2 separate regions of the Homo sapiens genome follow, and region 2 is linked to region 1. A link is a contact called in ENCODE Hi-C or POLR2A ChIA-PET data. All regions are on one chromosome and are shown on one strand. The core of a region is the stretch at or near the end of the contact, and the rest is flanking DNA. Distances in the headings are between cores, read along the strand shown.

Evidence for each region. A loop is a pair of places that touch in the nucleus more often than their neighbours do. ChIA-PET counts read pairs that join two places held with the same protein, here RNA polymerase II (POLR2A). Pooled maps may share reads with other maps.
Region 2: a loop to region 1 is called in a map of B cell, with 8 times the contacts of the local background. The contact joins the enhancer-like site here to the promoter of LEMD3 in region 1. A Hi-C loop is called at or near these places in 1 of 168 maps with a recorded cell type or tissue (B cell) and 3 of 50 pooled maps. POLR2A ChIA-PET finds 5 or more read pairs at or near these places in 1 of 52 experiments (BJ).

The regions. Positions count from the first base shown.
Region 1 is chr12:65,167,716-65,171,592 of GRCh38, reverse strand. LEMD3 (LEM domain containing 3) reads right to left here and starts at 2,010. Exons shown (of 13, transcript NM_014319.5): 1 at 475-2,010. The coding sequence starts at 1,996. LOC124902953 (a long non-coding RNA gene) reads left to right here and starts at 2,177. Exons shown (of 2, transcript XR_007063349.1): 1 at 2,177-2,376. RefSeq lists enhancers at 853-932, 1,843-1,992, 1,675-2,247, 2,433-2,492 and silencers at 926-1,129, 1,513-1,722.
Region 2 is chr12:66,233,175-66,237,051 of GRCh38, reverse strand. The region is part of intron 8 of IRAK3 (interleukin 1 receptor associated kinase 3); the gene reads right to left. It also overlaps the pseudogene RBMS1P1. Among named protein-coding and RNA genes, the nearest start is that of MIR6502, 16 kb to the left of the region's middle. RefSeq lists a silencer at 1,561-1,840 and an enhancer at 1,901-1,980. Within about 2 kb of position 1,829, at least 14 of the 41 ENCODE cell types and tissues checked have a DNase peak (open chromatin) inside an H3K27ac peak, as active enhancers do.

The DNA of each region.
Region 1 (3,877 bases), core at 761-3,260:
ATTTAATCCGAATTTATGCATACAGTTAATATTATAAAATAATTCGAATTTCAAGAGCTATTACATTGCCTATTAGAATCACAACTCAATTTGGAAAAACACTACATTTATAATGTGCCTTATCCTAATACTTCAAATTTGTTAAGTAACTGGCATCTGCGCAAATAGTCTTTCAGGGCTAAAAGAGAATTGTCACATATACAAATGAGTTTTACTAACAAGCTTATAATATTCTTTTAAAAATTGTTTTGAATTTCACAATACATCATGCAGAAAACTTTTAAAACCAGCCATATGACATCATTTCGATAATGGTGTTCTTTAAGAAAGATGACACATGCACGCACTGTTGCGTTTTTGCTGTTAAACCATATTCTTGCAGGTAAGTCACTTCATGTAAAACGCTAAGCGCGGCTAAAGCGGACCACTAACAACATTCTCTTTGTTACCTTACCCACAGGATTTAATACTTACTGCTGAGTTCTCCATCCTCAGATACTCCTGTCCCTCTCATTCCTAGGTAAGTCAGTCCCAGTATTAGGAAAAATAAGCAGGCAGCAGTTAAGAGAAACATCGACAAGTAGTGGGCACTGAAACTCCCTGTTGGGGACACCTCCTCCCGTTTAAATTGCTGGAGAAGTTCCTCTTCGGGTTCGGAAAGCTTCGGTTTGTTGTATGTGTTTTTCAGGTAGGTATGATTGGAGCCCGTATGATTGGCGTGATTGATCCTGAGTGAACTAGAGGCGGCCACCGCCGCACTGGGAGGGAGACTGTTAGAATAAATCCTGGGGGAGTCCACACTGAAGGCCCCACCGCCAATATGATTATTGGTTTTCAGAAGGGAGCCTGTTGACGAATCCAAGGTTGAGTCCATGTCAGTAAGTGGCGGGGGCAGGAGAGGGGTCAGTTTCTTAGCGTTAACACGGTATCTAGGAACGGGGCTGGAGTCCACTTGATCACACCCTCCTCCCTGCTCCGCGGCCGCCGCCTCTTCGAGGTTTCGGCTCCTGTCTAGACTCCCGGCAGCCGCCGCCCTGTCATTCATCGCGAGTCCTCCCCCTCCCTGAACTGAAGTCTCCAGCCTGCCGCCGGCCGATTTAGCAGTCAGCGGGGGGAGAGGCTTACTATGGGTTCGTCTGGGCCGATGCCGGGAAAGGGAGTCGTCCTTTAATACCTGTCTGCTGGAGGCCACGTCGTCGTCGTCCTCTTCCTCTGAGTCCGAATAGTTTTCCCGGCAGCTGTAGGGGACAAGCCGGCTGCCATTCACGGTCCGGCTCGCCCAGAGCGGCTCCTCGGTCTCCGGGTCCCTCTCCTCACCGTCCTCTCCCTCCCCTTCCTCGTCCTCCACTGCTCCATCTTTCCCCGGCGGGGTCTGCAGCTCGGGGCCCGCCGGCCTCCTGGCCCCCCACCACGAGTGGGGCTTCCTTCGCTCTGCAGAGTTGCTGTTAGTCACCTCGCTGGCGGCCAGGGGCGCCGGCGGCGCTTTGAGCCCGCGGTACTGGAGCGAAGCCCGGTCTTTCCTCCCGCCGCCGCCGGCCTGGTCCCGGGGACTGGCCTCCACGTCCGACTCGTCCGAGCTGAAGCCCAGCAGCACTTTGCTGCCAGCCGCGGGGGCGGCGGAGGCGCCCCCGGGCCCTCCCAGGAGGCTCTCTGGGCCAGAGGCCGAGATTCGGCACAGGCCCCCAGGAGTCCGTAAGTAGGAGAGGTCGCCCGAGACCGGCCGGACCCCCATCCCCGCGGCCGCCGCCGCCGCTGGTCCCGCGGCTGCGACCGTGGCGGCTGCCGTGTTATTGTTATTACTGTTCCGCGTCTTGTTGCCGCGGCCCCCTGACCGGTGCTGTTGCTGCTCTTCCTCTCGAAGCTTCTTCAGCTTCTTGAGGTAGACCGGGCGGGTGCTCTCCGTCACTGGTCCGGGAGACAGGCCGTAACGGCGGAGCTGAGAGAAAAGCTCCTCATCCGAGAGCTGCTGAGGCGCCGAAGCTGCTGCCGCCGCCATTTTCTCTCCAGGGTGTTTTACAAGCTCCGCGCTACCGGAAGTGACGCGCCGCCCTAGACCCTGAACTAGACCGCGCTGCGTCGCCCTCCCAGCGCCGCGGGCATCTCGGCCAATGGGAGGCGCGGGAGGAGCTCACCTGAGCGGGAAAGAGCCACCTGAGCAGCGCGCGGCTCCCACGGCGGAGACTGTTTCTACTCTCTCACCTTGAGGTGTCGGCGCATTCTCCCCCTGCTCTCTATCTCATCTCCAGCTGTTCTCCGCCCTGCCCTTCCAAGTGCCGTTCCCGGGAGCTGTCTCTTACTAAACCACACCTTGACCTCACCTTCCTAGGTTCCTGCCACCGGGCAGTAATAACTGAAATCTACCTTGAAGTTTATGGCGTAAGTTTTCTTTACATCTGGATTCCCAATGCCGAGGGAGCCTAGACCTACTGAAAGAAATTCTGCTGGCCAGACTAGATTGGCAGCTTTCCCGTCTGACTTCAGGTTGTCTATTTTCAGTTCGTCTTTAGCTTGACCTACCAAAAAAAAAAAATTTTTAAGTGACTTTCTCTCGCTGCTCTTTTTGAGAAGCCTCACCTCTCTCATTCTGAGAAGATACGGAGTACACCAATCACAATACAATTTTCTTCTAGCGTAATGGCTGTTCATTCATTAGTTAATTGTAAGATATTATCTTTTTTTCCTTTTTTGAAACCTAATGACTTTACTACGTCAGCACTTGAAAGTGAAAGAGCTTGTCTGCTTCATTCTAAGACTCTCAGAGACATAACACATGATCCTATTTATTTCCTTCTTAGCACCTTTCCAACCAATAGTTATTTATCAGTTATTAATAAATATTTGTTTACTTTCAAAATTATTTATTGTCCTATCCTTTTGGACTATAATAAGCTCCATGTGTGGAGGAACCTTGCTTCTGTTACTCACAATACTAGTAGAAGCTCAATAAATATTTGTTGAATGAATTAAAGAATTGCAAAGAGAGGATAGTATGAGATGAATATTTTGAAATAAGACTAGTGCCAGGTGAGGTGGAGAAACCTTCACACAAAGTCAAAAAAACAAGGACAAGACCTGGAACCCCAACTCTGCCATTTACAGAATAGGAAATGAATCCCAGAGAGGTGAAATGTGCCCCATGTGGTGAAGATCTTGTCCCATTTTCCCATTTCCCCAAACCTTGGCAGACAGACAATTCTTTAGTACTTCAATCCTAGTAGCTACAAAATACTACAATAATTTTTTGTTGTTGAATGAGTTATTTTACCTATTACATTACCCTATACACCTGTACAGAAAAACGTTAGTCAAAAGCATAAATACGGCCGGGCGCGGTGGCTCACGCCTGTAATCCTAGCACTTTGGGAGGCGGGGCGGGGGGCGGGGGTCAGGGGACGGATCACGAGGTCAGGAGTTTGAGACCAGCCTGGCCAACATGGTGAAACCCCGTCTCTACTAAAAATACAAAAAAATTAGCCGGGCGTGGTGGCAGGCGCCTGTAATCTCAGCTACTCGGGAGGCTGAGGCAGGAGAATCGCTTGATCCCGGGGAAGGCAGAGGTTGCAATGAGCCGAGATCGCGCCACTGCACTCCAGCCTGGGCAACAAGAGCGAGACTCCGTCTCAAAAAAAAAAAAAAAAAAAAAAAAAAAAGCTTTTCTGTGGAGGACACTTCCTTGTCCTCTATCATTGAGACTTTAAGATTTATAAATGTTCCTGAATCTATGACTGTTATGCACTTATAAGAGAGTTTTGAACAGTAAACTATAGTGGCTATGATGATGATGACCCAGATTTTATTGCCATAATTATCTGGGTGGGAACTAAAATTATTATAAACTTAGTGGACTTGTGTCTCCATGTAGCAGAGTGGTTAAGCT
Region 2 (3,877 bases), core at 580-3,079, 1.1 Mb before region 1:
CCCCAAAGGCCACACTCTTAACCAGTGATGAGAGACAGGGACAACAACGAGATCGCTAGGGTGGCTGGTAAAGAAGGGGAAGGACAGATGAAAGACTAGGGAGAGGGTGTTTCAGAAAAACAGGCATTTCAGAACTTTGACTAAAACCTGCTCCAGAGTGGGCAGGTGGCTGGAGGCGCCTCCCTAAACATATCTGACCTCATTCTGATTTGGAAGCTGATCAGGGTAAAGCTTGACCAGGATTTAAGAGAATACAGGGTCACGTTCTCCTGTAACAGTCCTAGACTCGTGAGTACAGAGCCCAGTACAAAAATAGGCAGGTGTAATGTCAAAGAATTTGACAGCAACAAGAGGTCACCTTAAGACTGTCTTGGTTGGCTCCGAATGTGCAAGTGCGAAAACTTTTGGCCACTCTCTGGCCACAGAAAGAGAAAAAAGACCTGGGTCTGAACTCAGATTTCTTTTTCTTTTCCTTTTTTTTTTTTAGACGGAGTCTTGTTCTATCGCCCAGACTGTAGTGCAGTGATGCAATTTCAGCTCACTACAACCTCCACCTCCTGGGTTCAAGCAATTTTCCTGCCTCAGCCTCCAGACTAGCTGGGACTACAAGCACAAGCCACTATGCCTGGTTAATTTTTTTTTTTTTTTTTTTTTTTGGTATTTTTAGTGGAGATGGGGTTTCAGCATGTTGGCCAGGCTGGTCTCAAACTCCTGACCTCAAGTGATCTGCCTATCTCAGCCTCCCAAAGTGCTAGGATTATAGGTGTGAGCCACCTCACCCGGCCTGAACCCAGATTTCTGGTGGTCTTCCCACATCCACATCCTCATCCTCATCCTCCCTCCTCCCTGCTGAAGACATGAGAACCATTTCACTTTGCTTTAGACAAAAGATGTTATTCACACTTTGGGCACCAGGCTGCTGAATAATGATTTTCCAACTTTCATTTTAAAAACTATTTTAAAACCATAAAAATGACAGATTATCAAGCTTCTTTACTGATAAAATTAATTACAGAGAATGATTGAACTGATAAGGATTTCATTTAGTAACTTGAGACTGTCTTTTGGAACTTTTTCCAATTAATTGGTTTGAGACAGTAAGGTCTGACGCCAAGTTATTTTTGTCTAATAAATTTTATGTTATTGCTAGACTAGAACATACTTCTTTAAATACAATCTAAAGAACATAAAGAAGTAAAAAAATAAGCCATTGAAAAATAAGCTATAGGTTCTCCAACCAAACAAAACGTTGTTGATATTTCGGTATATTTTACTTTTAATATTTTTTTAATGCATGAATTTGTAGTTATACAAAGTTATAATTATATACTATACGCTACTTTAATTTGGTCTTTTCCACTTAATCTCACTTTATATACATTGTTCCATGCTATTTCATACTATTTAAAAACATAACTTAATAATATCGGAGGACGCGGCGGCGCTGCTCCTCCGCTGCCGCCGGGAGAGTCGGCGACGCCGCCAGCTCCGCGCGCGAACTCCCGTCCATGGCACGCAGAGCGGCGGCTGCCCGAGCTGCTCGAGTCTCGCCCCGCGCCGCGCCGCACTTTTAGACGAGTGCGGAGGGGAAGTCAGCGCGGAGCTGCAGCCCCCGCCGGCCGCCGCCGCGCGGCGAGAGGGAGTTCCCAAAGCTGCCTCGGCCCGGGGCCCGGCCGGCCCCCTCCTTGCGTCCTCCCCCTCGCGGCGAGGCTGCCCCGCGCCCAGGCTGCCCCGCGCCCGCGCCCGCCGCCGCGGCCCGCAGCGATGATCTTCCCCAGCAGCAGCGGCAACCCCGGGGGCAGCAGCAACTGCCGGACGCCCTATCGCAAGCAGCAGTCTCTGGTCCCAGCCCACCCCATGGCCCCTCCCAGTCCCAGCACCACCAGCAGTAATAACAACAGTAGCAGCAGCAGCAACTCAGGATGGGATCAGCTCAGCAAAACGAACCTCTATATCCGAGGACTGCCTCCCCACACCACCGACCAGGACCTGGTGAAGCTCTGTCAACCATATGGGAAAATAGTCTCCACAAACGCAATTTTGCATAAGACAACGAACAAATGCAAAGGTTATGGTTTTGTCGACTTTGACAGCCCTGCAGCAGCTCAAAAAGCTGTGTCTGCCCTGAAGGCCAGTGGGGTTCAAGCTCAAATGGCAAAGCAACAGGAACAAGATCCTACCAACCTCTACATTTCTAATTTGCCACTCTCCATGGATAAGCAAGAACTAGAAAATATGCTCAAACCATTTGGACAAGTTATTTCTACAAGGATACTACGTGATGCCAGTGGTACAAGTCGTGGTGTTGGCTTTGCTAGGACGGAATCAACAGAAAAATGTGAAGCTGTTACTGGTCATTTTAATGGAAAATTTATTAAGACACCACCAGGAGTTTCTGCCCCCACAGAACCTTTATTGTGTAAGTTTTCTGATGGAGGACAGAAAAAGAGACAGAACCCAAACAAATACATCCCTAATGGAAGACCATGGCATAGAGAAGGAGAGGTGAGACTTACTGGAATGACACTTACTTACGACCCAACTACAGCTGCTATACAAAACGGATTTTATCCTTCACCATACAGTATTGCTACAAACCGAATGATCACTCAAACTTCTATTACACCCTATATTGTATCTCCTGTATCTGCCTACCAGGTGCAAAGTCCTTCTTGGACGCAACCTCAACCATATATTCTACAGCACCCCGGTGCCGTGTTAACTCCCTCAATGGAGCACACCATGTCACTACAGCCCGCATCAATGATCAGCCCTCTGGCCCAGCAGATGAGTCATCTGTCACTAGGCAGCACCGGAACATACATGCCTGCAACGTCAGCTATGCAAGGAGCCTACTTGCCACAGTATGAACATATGCAGACGACAGCGGCTCCTGTTGAGGAGGCAAGTGGTCAACAGCAGGTGGCTGTCGAGACGTCTAATGACCATTCTCCATATACCTTTCAACCTAATAAGTAACTGTGAGATGTACAGAAAGGTGTTCTTACATGAAGAAGGGTGTGAAGGCTGAACAATCATGGATTTTTCTGATCAATTGTGCTTTAGGAAATTATTGACAATTTTGCACAAGTTCTTGAAAACGTTATTTATAACGAAATCAACTAAAACTATTTTTGCTATAAGTTCTATAAGGTGCATAAAAACCTTAAATTCATCTAGTAGCTGTTCCCCCGAACAGGTTTATTTTAGTAAAACAAACAAACAAACAGATTTTTATCAAATGTTATGATGCAAAAAAAAAAAAGAAAAAGAAAAAAGAAAAGAAAACTTCAATTTTCTGGGTATGCACAAAGACCGTGAAGACTTATCCAAGTGCATGACCGGATTTTTGTGGTTTTGTTCATTTTGTGTTTAATCTGTGTTTTTTTTTTCCAGCTGTATGAAATGGGCTTTCTGAAGTTTAACTAGTCCGACTTCACCCATGGTGTTCTGTGCTTGCAGTGCGAGTGTTGCTGTAATTCAGTGTTGCCGTCAGTGTCTCTCTTCTTAGCTTTCCGGCCTTTTTTTTTTTCCGAGACGGAGTCTCGCTCTGTCGCCCAGGCTGGAGTGCAGTGGTGCGATCTCGGCTCACTGCAAGCTCCGCCTCCCGGGTTCACGCCATTCTCCTGCCTCAGCCTCCCAAGTAGCTGGGACTACAGGCGCCCGCCACTATGCCCGGCTAATTTCTTGTATTTTTAGTAGAGACGGGGTTTCACCGTGTTAGCCAGGATGGTCTCGATCTGCTGACCTCGTGATCCGCCTGCCTCGTCCTCCCAAAGTGCTGGGATTACAGGCGTGAGCCACCGCGCCCGGCCTGTCTTTCTTTCAATGCAGTGTGAAGTGTCTTATCCTTTTCTATGAATTCCAATTTGCCTTA